Regions from separate parts of the Mus musculus genome. Here region 1 is linked to region 2. Evidence: chromatin loops called from intact Hi-C (ENCODE). Cell type or tissue: gastrocnemius. All regions are shown on one strand. Links, peaks and the distances in the headings refer to the core of each region. The heading gives the core; the rest is flanking DNA. Region 1 holds the start of Gm38843 (a long non-coding RNA gene). Region 2 has its middle 4.4 kb from the start of 2310069B03Rik.

Evidence for each region. Peaks named below come from ENCODE experiments on the same cell type or tissue, not always from the same donor. Only the 100,000 strongest peaks of a DNase experiment are listed, where the experiment ranks them.
Region 1: it touches region 2 in a loop (7-fold over the local background); 2 of 42 quality-filtered maps call a loop at or near these places.

The regions. Positions count from the first base shown.
Region 1 is chr6:82,803,226-82,811,558 of GRCm38, forward strand. Gm38843 (a long non-coding RNA gene) reads right to left here and starts at 1,954. Exons shown (of 3, transcript XR_869196.1): 1 at 1,779-1,954; 2 at 944-1,100; 3 at 635-669. In gastrocnemius, for the core only: a CTCF peak has its summit at 3,865; a DNase peak (open chromatin) is centred at 3,497; H3K27ac peaks cover 2,898 bases.
Region 2 is chr6:82,882,123-82,890,455 of GRCm38, forward strand. It overlaps the pseudogene Gm6312. Among named protein-coding and RNA genes, the nearest start is that of 2310069B03Rik, 4.4 kb to the left of the region's middle. In gastrocnemius, for the core only: no CTCF peak of the experiment used is centred there; DNase peaks (open chromatin) are centred at 2,627, 4,444 and 4,918; H3K4me3 peaks cover 288 bases; H3K27ac peaks cover 3,663 bases.

The sequences.
Region 1 (8,333 bases), core at 269-8,268, 79 kb before region 2:
GGGAGAGGGAGAGGGAGAGGGAGAGGGAGAGGGAGAGGGAGAGGGAGAGAGAATGAATTAGGAATGTGGGAATGGTATGGAATTTTGAAACCTCAAGGCCCACCCCCAGTGACACACCTCCTCCAACAAGGCCATACCTCCTAATCCTTCCAAAACAGTTCTGCCAACTGGGGATCAAACGTCTAAATGTGTGAGCCCGTGTGGCCATTCTCATCCAACCATCATATTGAAGTAGGCTTACTGAACTTTACAGAAGCCTGGGGACCTTAAACTTGGGGGTCAGCTCTTGTTATGTGACCCAGTACATGTACAATTATTTGGCTTTTACATGCCCTCTTATAGCAACTGGGATTTGAGGAATGAATACAAAAATATTAATGCTCTGGCTACTGCTGTCACAGTATAAGAGCCACTTCTTGTGGCTATGATGAATTACAGCTTAAGGGCCGATGGCTCAGTGGGTAAAAGCACTTGACATGCAAGTCTGATGTCTAAGTTGGGGTTTTACTGCTGTGAACAGACACCATGACCAAGGCAACTCTTATAAGGACAACATTTAATTGGTGCTGGTTTACAGGTTCAGAGGTTCAGTCTGTTATCATCAAGTTGGAGCATGGCAGCATCCAGGCAGGCATAGTGCAGGAGGAGTTGAGAGTTCAATATCTTGTTCTGAAAGCAAACAGGAGAAGACTGACTTTCAGGCAGCTAAACTGAGGGTCTTAAAGCCCACACCCACAGTGACAAACTTCCTCCAACAAGGCCACATCTACTTCAACAAGGCCACACCTCCTAATAGTGCTACTCCCTGGGCCAAGCATATACAAACCACCACACCTGATGACCTGAATTTGATTCCTAGAATCCTTGGTGGTAGGAAAGAAATGACCATCAAAAGTTGTTCTCTGAGGACCTGTGAGATGGCTCAGTGGGTAAAGGCACTCACCACCAAGCCAGGTGACCTGAATTCATTCCTTGGGACTCACATGGCAGAAGAAGAAAACCAGCTTTTGCAAATTGTCTTCTGACTTCCACATTGGTGCTACGGCAGAATGCTTCCCCCACCAAATCTGGGGTGGTGGTCCATGCCTGTCATTTCAGCCCTCATGAGGTGGAGAAGGAGAATCACAAGTTTATGGTTATCCAGCATAGTGAGTTCAAGATCAGCCCTGGCTACAGGAGGCTTCGTCTCAATTTTTTAAAAATTGAAGTTAAAAATAAGGAAGAGAAAGAAAAAGAAAGAAAGAAAGAAAGAAAGAAAGAAAGAAAGAAAGAAAGAAAGAAAGAAAGAAAGAAAGAAAGAAAGAGAGTAGCCTAAGAGATATCATCACACCCTCTAGGTTATCCAAGGCCCTTCACATTTCTGCCACTCTCCTCACGTTCTTTCCTCCCTCAAGCACAGCATCTTTAGCCCCATCCTACACATGTAAAACCTTCACAACACTCCTGCTTTGATCAAGATCCACCACCCACAGGTCAAGTGCAAGCTTCCCAAATGGGGATTCCTTCATTAGCTACCTTTCCAATACAGCTCTTTCCCCATTGAGTCTAGTCTCTTCCCAGTGAATGGAAGAGATGGAAGAATAGGGTTCTCTAATCCTTTCTGAACCTTTGTTTAAAAATGCTATAGTGCAGGCTTTCTCGTATACATGCATATGTGTCTCATTTCACTCACACACACACACACACACACACACACACACAACACGCACACACACACACACACCCCTCCCCCAGTCTTCCATCCCAAACACATGCATAATTGCAGTAGACAAAGACACCTCTAATCACACCAGGCCACGGAGAACAGCTTTCTGTTGTTGGTCTTTGTTTTTCAGTTCAGGATGTGTGTACACTGTCCCCACACTCTGACTTTTGTCTCTAAGCTGAGTAAGGAGAGACTGAAGGCCAGGGAACTGTGCATTGCACAAACTTTCTCTTCCTTCCTATTCATCTGCACAAGAGACAGGATGGCACAGTAGAAAGGATCTGAGAATGCTTCGTGGTTGTTTCTTGATCCTCAAAATACTTTCTTTAGGGCTGGGGATGTGGCTTGGTCAATACAGTGCTTGCCTTGCAGGCCTGAGGCTCTGAGCTAAATGTTCAGAAGTCAGACATTTAAAAAAAAAATCTGTGGGGCAGTGGTGGCGCACCCCTTTAATCCTAGCACTTGGGAGGCAGAGGCAGGCAGATTTCTGAGTTGGAGGCCAGCCTGGTCTACAGAGTGAGTTACAGGACAGCCAGGGCTATACAGAGAAGCCCTATCTCGGAAAAAAAGAAGAAGAAGAAGAAGAAGAAGAAGAAGAAGGAGGAGGAGGAGGAGGAGGAGGAGGAAAGAAAAAAGAAAAGAAAAGAAAAGAAAAGAAAAGAAAAGAAAAGAAAAGAAAAGAAAAGAAAAGAAAAGAAAAATCTACACATGGTGATCCACACTTTCAATCCCAGCTATGGGGAATGCATATATACATGTACACACACATGCATGCATATATATATACACCCATCCATGTACACATACACATTTGTACAAATAATTTTTACATTTCAAAAATTTTCTTTCTTTTTTTACTTTAAAGATTTTATTATATATATAAAACAAGTACACTGTCACTGTCTTCAGACACACCAGAGGAGAGTATCAGACCCCATTACAGATGGTTGTGAGCCACCATGTGGTTGCTCTATGCTTACTTTGCACTCACTCTTCTTCCTTCTCCCCACCTCCTCCCCTTCTTTTTGTCCCCTATGGTTGGCCATTGACTCATTATGTAATGGATGGCCTTGGGCCCCTGGTTCCCCAGCCTCCAGCTCCTGGGCACTGGGATCAAAGGCTTACACCACTGTACCTGGCTTCAGGTTTCCCTCTTGCTTTACTGGACTCCTGGCAGTCAGGAGTTTGCCGAAGTCAGGGCTCATGGGACATCACAAATGCTCTAAGCAAATGACACACCCAGAAACGGCAGACATGTGAGAGGCACAGACCTTTGTTGGCACTTACATTGCATCATCACATGGGAGTAACCAAGCCCACGTTAAATAGAAAGTATTACCTGGGTATGGTGGCACAGGCCTGAAATCCCAGAATTTGGGATATAGAGACAGGAGGATCAGGGATACAAGGCCAGCTGTCACTTGAGTTTGAATCAAGCCTGGATTACATGAGATCTTACCCCCTCCCCCTCCAAAAAAAAAAAACACCAAGAAATAGAGAGAAAATATAAATTTTAAGAATTATAAAATAGCAGTGTCCTTTTTGGAACCCCCCCCCCCCCACTCTCAAGGCCTCTCACATTTCCTTAGTAAATCTACATTCACTCTGCTAGGAGAGAAAGGAGGAGTAAGGTGGGGGTCCGGGAAGATGGCTCCCTTTGTATAGTGCTCGTCTTGTAAGCATAGGGACCTGGTCTAGTTGCCCAGCACCCAAGTGAAAGTGCTGGGTGGGGCAACAGGCACATGTAATCCCTGAACCTGAGAGGCGACAGGCAGGCACCAGGGCTGGCTCTCAGCCAACCTATCCTACAAAGACAGTTCCTGAGGAATGGCAGCCTGACAACCAAGCTTGTCCTCTATCCTGTGTGAGCGAGCGCACGCACACACACAGACACACACACAGACAGACACACACACACACACACACACATGAGGGGAGGTAGGGGTGAGAGAGAGAATTGTAAGATGGCATCAGCAAGATATTAAATCAAGCACAAGGTCCTCCGCAGTGCATGCAGCCTGTGTGACTCCCAGGTCACATGTCTATGAAGTTGGTCCTCTCTGGAAAGCCATCAATATCCCTATGAGACAAGGTGAAGTCAGGTGGCTCAAGTGCTGTCCCTTTTGCCACCACTATTTTCTTCAGATGAGTTCTTAGGCCCCGCTCCCAGAGCCAGGAATTTAATACCCTCCTCTACAGCCTATGACAGCTGACAGCCTCTGCCAAGGGGGCAATGAACTCTCTCCGACTGACTTCTAGTTCCAGTCAGGGCCAAAACACTTGAGTAGAGAGAGTCAGGCTCGACATGTGCCCTGTAGGGTAAAATGACAGCCACCCCTGCCTTGGGCAGCAAGTGTCCTGTGATGATAGTTCAGCTGTGACCTCTTGCCAGGTTCTCAGCTAAGTTCCCACTCAGCAGGACACATCTCTTGGGAGTCACTTGTCAGAAGGTAAACAAGCCCGTGGAAGGGAGAACACTTTTTCAGGACACCCTGTCATGGTTACCTGTCTCATTGCTGTGACAAAGTGCCCAGTGGAACCTGCATAAGGTGAGAGGGGCATGCTTTGGCTCCCAGTCTGAGGTCCACAGTCCCTTGTGACAGGGAAGGCATGAGGGCAGCTGGTCCCTCGGTCCCCTCAGTTAGGAAAGTGGGGGAAGCTGGGGTCAGCCACTGCTTCCTCCTCCCTTTTAACCCAGCCTGGGGTTCCAGGCTGTGGAGTGGTTGTTGGCTTACAGGCAATTCTGTTCAACTCCTTCCAGGGACATAGGAGTGGCTTACATCATCTGTCGCCATTACCTGCCACCAGGATCAGGTGACACAGAAAAAGGACTCTGCCACCCCAGCTCTCCTCCCTCTCCCTCTCCCTCTCCCTCTCCCCCTCCCCCTCCCCCTCCCCCTCATTTCCATGTGTTTCTGGCCTGCTTCTCTTTCTGTTCATCTCTGTCCCTGCTTCCCTGCCCTCGTGGCTCTTCTTCTGTCTATCTTCCTCTGCCACTTCTCCAGGTCCTCATGTCCCTCCCTTCTCCCCCAAAATAACCCCCCCTTATACCAGGTCTGACACATGGTGTGATTTTTCAGGGGATGTCTTGGCATGGGCCTGCCAGGTACTCCCACCCAATGCCACATTATATTTCATAATAATAATGCTATTCATGTGCAGTGTGGGTTTTTTAGACTGCAGTAGGTTGTGTAGACAACCCTAATATCCCTTCCCCCACCCAGAATGCAGTTCCCCTCCTCTTCCCCATTTGATAGAGAGTAGTAACAGCAGTGTCAGGGCCTATCATGCACTGGGCTCTTAACCATAGGCTAGGCACTTCCAATTGCCAGGAGGGTAAGATGCACAGGCCCAATCACTACCCAGAAAGAACTTAGGAATCAGAAAAAAAATCGGCTGAAGCAGAGACCTGGGCTGAGGGCTCTGTTGTCAAAGGAAGGAGAGCAGGCCCAAGGGCCCAGCATCTTAAGCACCCAGGCCTCTTTGTTCTTTCTGAAGAGGAGGCAGGGTGGGAGGCTCTGTCCTTGAATAATGGGAACAAGCTGCAAGAGCCTTGCAGTGAGGGAGAAGCCGCAGAGAACACACTGTAACAACCTGGACTGGACCACCCGACCCGGCACCTTCTGAGTGCCTCATTTCCAATTCCACGTCTTCTTAACCCGAAATGAGAAGAAGCTGGGCTTTAAGATTTAAGTATGAAACCTTATCGCTTTCTGGGCTTGTCCAAGGACACATAGTTCCAAAGCCAAATCCTTCCTGCACTGCCATCATGGCTGAGAAAGACAGAAAGGCACTTCAAGGCTGGCCTCACATGAAGCATGCGCTGTTATACCCTCAAGGTGGATAACTTTTTTTTTTTTTTTTTTTTTTTTTTTTTTTTTTTTGCCAACTTGTCAGGTGGAGAAGGTGTTGTCCCAAGTACTTTGAACCATTGGTTTCAATGTGCATCAAAAATCATCAGGTGGAGCCAGATGCAACCCTAGCACTTGGGATGCTGAGGCTGTAGACTGCCACTATTTACAGGCCAACTGGATACATATAGAGATTCCCCCCCCCCCCCCACAAAATATGGCCATCCCAAGCACTGAATAAGCCTGTGTGGTGGCACACACCTATAATCCCAGCACTCAGAAGATGGAGGCAGGAGGAAATGGCAAATTCAAGGCCAATACGAGCTACATGAGTTTCAGGACAGCCTAGGCTATAAATTAAGACTGTACCTTAAAAACAAAACAAACAAACAACAACAAAAAGGGAGAATGGTCTGAAAGAGAATGCCCACCCCCCAGATTCATGTGTTTGAATGTTTGGTCCCTGAGGAGGGTGAGGAGGTGTGGTCTTGTTGGAGGAGTGGGCTTTGAGATTTTAAAGCCTGCATCATTCCTCTCTCTATATATATCTATCTGTCTGTCTGTCTATCGGTCTATTTATCTACCTATCTTTCTCCTCCCTCTTTCTCTCTCTCTCTTCCCCCCACCCCTTCTCCTCTCTTCCTCCTTTTGCCTCCTGGTTGAGGATCAGATGAAAGTACTCTTCTAGTACCGCGTCTGCCTGCTGCCATATTTCCTGTCATGGTGGGCATAAGCTGTGCTACTCTCTGGAATTAAAATTAAAATCTTTCGTTTATAAGTAGCCTTGGTCATAGTATCTCTTCACGGCAATAGAGAAGGAACTAAGACAAAACCTAATACTAGTATGCTAATTAACTTTCTTAGATTTATTTATTTACTTTTATTTTATGAGTGTAGATGTATTGCCTGCATGTCTGTCAATGAGCCATATGTGAGGCCAGAAGAGGGCATCAGATCTCAGGGATGGTAGTTAGAGATTGTGAGCCACCATGTGGGTGCTGGGAACCAAACCCAGGTCCTCTAGAAGAGCAGCAAATGCTCTTAAGCACTGAGACATCTTTCTAGTCTCTGATCATGTTTTAAAATTATCTATTTATTTTTATTATATGTGAAGCTGTGTATGTATTATATGTATATGTATTATATGTGCATATCTGTATCTATGTCTGTGTGAGGTGTTGGATCCCCTGGAACTGAAGTTACAGATGGTTGTGAGCTGCCATGTGAGTGCCGGGAACTGAACCCGACTCCTCGGGAAGTTAAAATACTTTTAACCTCTGAGTCATCTCTCCAGCCCACATTTGTTTTTTTAACTAATAATAAAAAAATAAAAAAATTAAAAAACAAAGTGAGACTGGTGATACGGCTCAGTCGGTAGAGTACTTGCCTAGCATGGAAGAAACCCAAGCCAGACCCCAATACCACATGGTGGTGCACACCTGTGATCCCAGCACTCAGGAGGTGGAGGCAGGAGGATCAGAAGTTCAGGGTTATTCTCAGCTACATAAGGAATTTGATGCTGCTTTGATCTATGAGACCCATGTCTCAGAAATAAGTAAAAATTTAAAACCCTCACTTAGAGCTCAGGCCTGTCCCTTTAAAGCTAATCTCTTAGCCTGGGTCTTGCCACACCTCCCTCCCTGTAGCTCTCTCTCTCTGGGACAGAGTTAAGAAGCAGACTATGCTGGGTCATAATAGCTTCAATGTATGGTCCCTGGCTTCCCTGTGCTCCTTCTCACATACACTATGGTGGACTAAATCTCAAGAAGTCAAACTGCCTACCAACGCCCAGGGTTATAAAATCAGGTGTTGCCCTTGTTCTGAGGAATGGTCCAAGACTTCTCAGGGATTTGGCTTGGCAATGAAGGCTGCTCTCTGAAGATGCTCCTCTGCATCTACACCGGCCATCCCTCTCTTCTCCCTCTCCCTCCCATGCCTTCTCTGTCTCACTCTTAAACATTTTTTAAAATTTATGTTATTTGATATGAATATTTTGCCTGAATGCTTATATGTGTACCACACTCTTTCCTAGTGCCAGCAGAGGTCAGAAGAGGGCACCAGGTCCCCTAGAACTGAGGTTACAGATGGCCCTGAGCCCCCATGGGGTGACCATGGAATGGAATGGTCCTTCACAAGAAGAGCAAGTGTCCATCTCTTTGGCTCCTTGCTCTCACTCCTAATGAAGCGCCTCTCCCGGTTTTATTTATTTGGGGTGGGGTTGAGACTGAGTCTCACTATGTAGCTTTAGCTGACCTTGCACTCCCTCTGTGGGCCAGGCCAGCCCTGAACTCCTACACCTGCTTTTGCTTCCCAAATTCTGGGATGAGAGGAATACATGACTAAGCCCAGGATTCCTCTCCAGGCTTTCTATTTTGAATAAACTCCAACTCTGCTCATACCAACTCATCCTGAAACGCTTTTTTTCTGGAGTGGCATCAAGGATCCAGCCTTTCTTGAGTGGACATCAAAGATTAAGGAAACTCCGTAGGCTGTCGACCGTAGTTCTGGGTGGAGACTCCTGCTGACAAGATTGGGGCTAAGCACTGGCAAGCACTGTAGCCATGAGCATATTAGGGAAGCCTTGTCTTTTTCGGTAAGCATTTTTAATATCTTTGACATCTTTCTGTGAATAATAAAGCTTTTAGGCTTTGCTTTCAAAGACCTGCCTCCCTTTCTATTTGGTTCACAGCCTGTGCCAGTGCCTAAAACCTTCATTCCAGGCAAGACAAGACCTGGTGGACTTCAGATGACCTCACCTCCAACTGTGACACCCCCAA
Region 2 (8,333 bases), core at 171-8,170:
TTCCTCTCCTCTCCTGTCCTCTCCTGTCCTCTCCTGTCCTGTCCTGTCCTGTCCTATCCTGTCCTCTCCTCTCCTCTCCTCTCCTCTCCTCTCCTCTCCTCTCCTCTCCTCTCCTCTCCTTCCTTCTTCCTCTTCTTTGTTTTGAACCCCCTTATGCCTCTTCTGACCCAGTCTCTCCATTTAGTCCAAACTGGCCTTGAACTCCCAGCAGTTCTCCTGCCTCAGTTCATCAGCCTGGCCACATTTCCTGTTGATGAACTCCTACACCACAAATGCTATTCAGAAGTGTAAGGTAACATTCGCCACCAAAGCTTGTAGTTGGGGCGGCTCATTCAGAACAGATTTTCTACCCCTACTACAGCAATGTCCTTGAGATTTCCATTACAGCCTGCTCCGCCCTGTCTGCATTGCTCAGAATGACCAGTAGACATCACTTGTGGGTCATCACAGCATAGCTGGTTACTCTACCAGCTTACTGTGAGCGAGGAACTCTTTCCAAACCTAAGCAGCTATTACAGAAGTATTTAAAGGACAGCATTCGCGTGGTGGCTCACGGAGGGCACTGAGTTGGAGTCTTAACACCAACTATCGCTAGTTTGTCATCTTGAAGTTACCTTTGTGTGCATTAGCTCCACACCTGCCACCTGGAAATAACAGAGTCTTCGTGAGACAGAGTCTCAGGTACCCCAGGCTGGCCTCAAATTCACTATGTAGCCAAGGATGACCTTGAGCTGACCTTGAGAGTGGAATTAGGGGTTCATGCCACCATTGCCAGTTTACGTGGCACCTGATAGTAAACCAGGGCTCGGTACATGCTATGAAGGCATTCTACTAGCGGAGTTATGGCCACAGCCTCTGTGGCTCCCTTTAATTGAGATAGTATACACAGTCCTTTAGAACTGAAAAAAGAAATGTGCTCTGCACCTGAACATCTGGGCGTGGACTGTTTGGGGACTTGGGGTGAGTCACTTCCTTTCTCTCTGCCTCAGTTTTCATCTACAAGATGGGTTTGAGAAGATTGTTTATGAAATCCCAGCACTTGAGAGGTTGAGGCAGGAGGACTGCTACAAGTTCGACCTGGGGCTACATAGTGAGTTTCAGACCAGCCTGGGCTCCAGAGTGAGACTTTCTCTTATACAACAACGATAAAAAGTAAAATAATAAAATGGGATAAGAGAATCTTACCAAGTGATACTTACTCATTTATGAGATTAAATGAGATATGTCTATCATGCCTACATACAGTGAAGGCTCAATAAGTGTTAGTCTTTTTTTTTTTTTTTTCCTATTTGTTTGAGACAAGGTCTCGTGCGGCTCAGGCTAGCATCCAATATGTGTATCTGAGGTTATTAACCTTGATCTTGTACTCTTCTTGCCTCTGCTTCCCAAACACTGGGATTACAGATAGGTGCCACAAGCCAGGCACCATAAGTCTTTAAAACCTTTATGGTGTTTGCTCTTTTTAGCATCCCACTGTTTAGAAGACCAACTGATTTTATCCTGACTCTTAGATTCCTGGGTAAACAGCATGTATCTGCTTGTTCATCTTTTGACCTTTGTCTCTTGTGAACTATATGCGACCCTACCACTACCTTAGAAGGTAGTTGTTCTTGCCCCCCAACCCCCACCAGTTTATGGACAAAGATACACAGGCTCAAAGTGGTTTGCTCACTTACCGGATAGGGACGGTAAGTGGAACCAGACAGCATACAGCTCCTTCCTCCAAGGTCAGGGCTCTGTCTGTTTACTGTAGTACAGCTGCCTTTATAAAACCGCTAAGAGAAGCATTCTTGTGTGCATGTGTGTGTGTGTGTGTGTGTGTGTGTGTGTGTGTGTGTAGGCCAAAGGTCAACTTCAATGCCATTCCTCAGAACACTGTCCACTTTGGTTTCGAGACACGGTCTCTCATCTGTCTGAAGCTTGTCAAGTAGGCTAAGAGGCAGAGGATCTCCGAGGATCCACCTTGCCAGTCCTACCCAGCACTGACCGGCATTGCAAACGTCAAACACTACATCCTGTTTTGTTTTTTTTTTTAAAACAGGTTATGGAACTGGAACTTAGGTCATCTCCTGCTCTGCCAGCACGCCAGTCACTTAGCCATTTTCCTAGCTCCAGTGCACATCTTATTATATGATCCTTTGCCAGATATCTATGCAGGCTTGTTTCTCTTCTCTTCTCTTCTCTTCTCTTCTCTTCTCTTCTCTTCTCTTCTCTTCTCTTCTCTTCTCTTCTCTTCTCTTCTTTCTCTCTTTCTTTCTTTCTTTCTTTCTTTCTTTCTTTCTTTCTTTCTTTCTTTCTTTCTTTCTTTTCCCAAGATGGGTTCTCACTGTGTATCTCTAGCTGGCCAGAAACCTACTATGTCAACCCAACTGACCTTGAGCTCAAAAAGATCCCCCTGCTTCTGCTGCCCATGTGCTGGGGTTAAAGGCCTGTGCCACCATGCCTGGCCTCAGGTTTTACATTTTTCAACCTACAGCAACTTCCTATCCTGACCTCAAAACCTCAAGGAAACTAAAAGAATTCGACCTCCAAGCCTAACAACTCAGCTTCCTAACTTCTCAGTGGCCCATTAGCTGATGCTTCCAGGGGGAAGGCCAGCAAGGGCAGCAGGAGGCAGCTGGGAGTCAGTCCAGCACTTCTTTGTCTCCCCCAGGCTGTTCCCAACACCTGACACAGCTCTTTCCAAATGCTCCTCCACTGCTGTGACATCTGTCACACTTCATCTCTGACTGACTGTGAGCTCTAGGAAGCTCAAGATAAAGCCCAATACGTCCTTTCCCCGAGAGAGAGCTGTCACCCTGTCTGTTTTCTATCTGGGCCAGGCATGGTGGCAAATACCTACAACCCAAATACATGGGGGCCCTAAAGGCAAGAGAGTCCCTGGAGTTTGAGTCCAGTCTGGGCTATGCAGGGAGATCTGTCTGCACTGATTTGCTTCCGGTTGCAGTGATAAAACACTGACCAAAAGCAACTTGGGAAGGAAGGGGTTTATTTTATCTTACAAGTTACAGGGCATTGTTGAGGGAAACCCTGGCAGAAACACAAGGGAGGAACCTAGAGACAGGAAACTGGAGGCAGGAAACTGGAGACAGAAATGCTGCCTACTGACATCTTTTCTCTGGCTTGCTCAGTAGCTATCTCATATAACCTAGACCTACTTGTTTAGGGATGACACCGCCCATAGTGGGCTGCGTAATCCTTTATTAATTAACAATCAAAAAAATGCCTTCACATGCATGCCCGCAAGTCAATCTGATGGAGGTTGTTGTTTTTTTTAAGTTTATTTTATTTTATGTACATCAGTGGTTTGCCTACACGAATGCCATGCACCATGTATATGTAATGTCCTCAAAGGCCAGAAGAGGTGTCAAATCCCCTGAAATAGAAGTTATAGGCAGTTGTTAGCTGCTAAGTGAATGCTGGGAGCCAAATCCAGGTTCTTTGAAAGAGCAGCCAGTTCTCTTAACTGCTGAGCCATCTATCTCTCCAGAGACTTGAGCCTTCCTGGATTTGATATTGGCAGGGGTTCCTGGATCCAACCCCCATGATACTGAAGGTGGCTATACTAGTTAGCACTCCTGTCATTTTACTGAGACGTCTTGGAGAGCTAGGATCAGTCAGCATAACACACCTGGTAAGAGAACAGCTGAGACTTGACCACAAGTCTGTCTGACATAGAGCAAGAAGACTGTTGTTGCGGTAATTCTCTCCATCCCAAATATGCCCCGGCAATGAAAACACGACTCAGTTAATATGAATACATGCTGTGCACCTAGATTGGGCAGATCTACTGATACACTACCATCTTTCACATCTATCCCTTAGATTCCAAGCCATGTGCTTCTGCTCTGCGTCCTCTCCCTCTTTCATTTTCTCCTTCTTCTCTCCCCCACCTTCCGCTCCACCTTCCCTTTTATCTGCCCAATCATCAGCTCTCCTTTGTTTTACAAATTAAGGTGGGAAAGAGGTTACAGGAAATCACCTGAGTGCTGACTCATTCCTTGTTCGAAACCCCTCACAGGAAGATTGGAATAACATCAAATATAATTAGCCCCAGGGCTATCCACAACAGACTTTAACCTCTGTCCTTGCCTCTGGGAGCCACAGAGCAGCTGAAGAAGTGGCAGCCATCTCAGGGGAGACCCTCGATGTGGAGAAACATGAACCATGGTGAACACAGCAGCCCTCCTACACTAACCATTGGTTTCTTCTCTTTCTTTTTCTCCTAGGTGGTGGGGGCTCCTCTCTGGGGGGTGTTCTCCCAGTGCCTGGCAATCCATGCCCTGGCTCAAGTCCAGAGAGCTCTGTGTCCCAGTGCCTGGCACCAGGCTAGGAAGGCTATCCAGTGTCAGAGATCAGCAAAGCCCTCCATGTGACCACCCCATGGACCAGCACTTGCCTTCCCAGCATGCCGCAGCCACGTTCCCAACAAGCGGCTTCAATGGCGGTCAGCCAAGGCAAGGCCAGGCTCTTGGTTGGCCAGTCACAGAACAGCTGCTCCCTGCATGTGCCTGGCCCCAAAGGCCAAGTGTTTCCATTCAGTTCCTGCAGTCCTAATGCCTCCTCATTCCTCTACCCATGTCCCCAGATGTCCCTTCCCAGAAAGCCAACCTGAACCAGAGCCATTAGCTCTGGGCTTGATTTCTTCCTTTTTGTTTTTTAATAACTGTATATTAATAATCTCAATTCCTCGATCAAAAGACCCAGACTAACAAAAAAGATTAACAACAGCAACAAAAACAAAAAAACAAAGTCCCTACCCAGTTAGATTCCTCAGCTGGTAAAAAAAAAAAACCTTTGCCATGTATGCATATTTGACCACTGCCGCCCGGGGCTGTGCTTGGGTCCCTGGTCCTGCTGCAGCTGGGGGAGGTATTAATGTCTGTGGCCTGTGTTATCACTGTGTCTGGTCTGTGCTGCCCCCTGAAGCCATGTTGACGTCACTGGCCTGTGCTGCTGTGGAGGGCTATGATGCTGTCCGTGGTTCTTGCTGTGGCAGAGGGCTCAGCTGATGTCCAAGATCTGCACTGCCACCTGAGACCAATGTGGATGTCACACGTGGTCTGTGTGGAAGTCCATGACTGATCTGTACTCCGGCTGAAATATGGTGTGTGAGATGCCTTAGTTCTCCATGTATTCACACTCTCAGCCCAGGCCTGGGTAAACTGTCATTGTCTTTGTCCTCATATAAATATTTTGCAATGATGTCCAGGGCACCATTGCTGATGTAAGTGTTGTGCTGGTGCTTAGGGACTTCATTGTTTCAAAGCCACCAACTTCCCCTATCTGAAAACACAGCCTTTTCTTCTCCTGTAGATTGTCTACCTGGAGAAGATGAGAAATGATGTCAAGGATGACAGTGACAACCTCCATGTCTGGGGCAATGAGCAGACTCAGCATTGGCTCCGAGATTCCTGAGTGGTCCCTGTTGCCATGTTAGCCACGGTGCACACAATCTCTTTCTGGACTTTTAATTCTGCATTCCTTAGTAGGTCTACCAAGAGAGGCAGCAAGTTACACAAAGCCAGCTGCTGGATGTGATGCCTGGGCCCAGCAGCCATGTTGCTCATGGTCCTGGCAGCCAGCATCTGGATGAAGGACTTTGGGTGCTTCAGGACCTGGCCCAACACCTTCTGCATGCCAGCATCGATGGCCATTTGGGTCTGCTCATCTGCTCCAGCCACAAGGCTGCCTATAGTGTGGAGACAAGGCACTGAGTTCTGAGCCGGTCCTAAGTTCTACAAGCCCGGGCAGGATGTCGGTGGTCACCACGTGATGGACGAACTCTTTGCTACCCTCAGTCAGGTAGGCCAGGGCCCAGCAGATATCTGAAAGAATCTCATTATCATGATGCAGCGGGAGCTGACAGAGGGTCGCTAGCATCTGCCTCAGTGCCTCCTCATAAGGATGTGGATCTTAGTTTCGGCATAAGTTGGCCAAAGTCCATGTGACGTTCCGAAGAGATGTGACTAGTATGTTTTTTGAAATAAGGTTGATCAGGTGCGGGATGGCAGTATTGGAAATGACATTGTCTCTGAATTCTGCACAGTCACCAGCGATATTCCCAAGGACCCACACTGCCTGCTCAGACACAGTCAGGTGAGGGGAACAGAGGAGTTCAATCAGGGGCTGAGTGGTACCCCCTTTCATAACAGCTTGGGTCTGCTCTGCAGTTTCTGAGGTGGTTTAGTGAGTGCCCATGCCGCCTCGAACTACAGGTTGTGGAAAGGTGTCGCCTTCAGGACATCTACCAGCTTGGGGATGGGCCTGGCCTCAATAATCAAATTTAGAGGAGGGTTATTTTCCTGAGATAGCATTTCCCTGGCAGCCTTGGTGGCCTGGAAACGCAGCATCATATCCAAACTATTCACCCCTTGGATGATGTCGTCCAGAGTGAAGTTGGCCTTTTTGACTAGTGCTTGAGAAACCATGTCACTGAAGAATAGATCGATATTTCTTCTCTTTAGCACCTGCTTATATTTCCTAGTCTTCCAGAGTTGTAGGCTGGAAGCAATCCTCTGTTGCTGCTGCAAAGACATTTCTTTGCCTCGGTACTTAAATTTCTTCAGCTTCTCTTGGGAGCCTCTGAGGTAGCCATATTGACTGGAGGAAAGACACCACCTCATGAAGTTTTCTTCTGGCCTCTGTCTTCTTTGACTCCTAGGCCTTCTCAGAGTACTCCCCCTTTTCAAGCCTTGGCGGAGGGTCCTACAGACGACGCTGGGCTTGATTTCTAAGTACTCAACAGCCCCAGTCATTTTGGCAGCACTGGGCAGGCGGCCCCAGAATCTCTAAGGCCTTCCATGCTTATGGCTATTTTAAAGGTGTCCTCCTTTTCTTTCTGTTGCTTTGACAAAATACTCGGTCCAAAACTCAGAGGAGGAAAGGGTCTATTTCTTACAACATCACACTCCATCAGTAAGGAAAGTCAGGGTAGGGACTGTAGCCAGGAACCTCAAAGCAAGAACCACAGTAGAACGCTGATGCTGGTTCACTCTCTGGCTACCTCACAGGCTTAACTAGCCTTTTTCCTTTGTTAAAGCCTGCAGACATTGGGTGCCTATTTATTTATTTATTTACTTACTTACTTACTTACTTATTTACTTATTTATCTGTCTGTCTGTCTATTTATAATATACATGGGATCCCCTGGGATGAGAATTACAGATGGTTGTGAAATGTCTGTCTGTCTGTCTGTTTATACATGGGATCCCCTAGGAGGAGAATTACAGATTGTTGTAAGATGTCTGTCTGTCTGTCTGTCCGTCTGTTTATAATATATATGGGATGAGAATTACAGATGGTTGTAAGATGTCTGTCTGTCTGTCTGTTTATACATGGGATCCCCTAGGAGGAGAATTACAGAAGGTTGTGAGCTCCCAAATGGGAGCCAGGATCCTCTGGAGGAGCAGCAAGTACTCCTGATTACTAAAGGTCTCCAGACCATTCTCTAGCTTTCTCATACATCCCATTTCCCTCTGGCTTGGGGTGGTACCACCCACAGTGGGCTGGGCCCCCTAAAATCAATTAATAATCAAGACATTCCCCCAAGTCAGCGAGCCAGTTTCATAAGGACAATTCCTCAATCAAGGTTTTCCTCTCTCATGACCCTAGGCTGTGTCAAGTTGACCATTCAGGGTGACTAGGACAAAGGGGTCCTTTAGAACTCTAAACTCATTTTCCTGTTGTCTTTGATTCTAAGGAACTACTAAGCTCTGTGGCAGGCCCTAGGAACCACTAGTCACTTGAGGGACCCTACAGGAAAGGCAGACGCACACAAACATGGTGCTTTAGAAATAGCAGCTACAACTGCAGACGGCAGAGCAGGGCTCAGGGACTCTGAAGCAGGGTCACCGCAGCTTCTGGGGCCACGAGGACTCATCATCTCTTCTTTACAAAGAACTGTCTAGCAGCAGCAATGTCGGCTGAGCCCCCTCCACATGTCGTGTGCTGGGCTCTACATGTGGTCTCTAACCCAACCCTTCTGATGATGCCATATCCTATTTTACAGAAAAGGAAACCGAGGCTCAGAACTCAGGCCCACCTCTCAACCAAGAAACCACAATGTGGTGCAGACAGTCCGAGAGTCATGCTAGATGCGATTTCAGGTTGAAAGCTACACAGCCCAAAGAAGATCAAAGTTAAACTGCAGAATGGGAGTGGAGGAAAGGGGTCCCAAGTATTGATAGAGCACCTCAATTCCTACCCAGCCCACCCGGGGTCAGCTTTCTGTACTTGACCCCAGAGACCTGACACTCACAGAGGCCCAAAGGATGAATCTGTTTCCTGATGCTCACATCCTGGCCTTCTTCTCCCAGCTAAAGTGGACACTA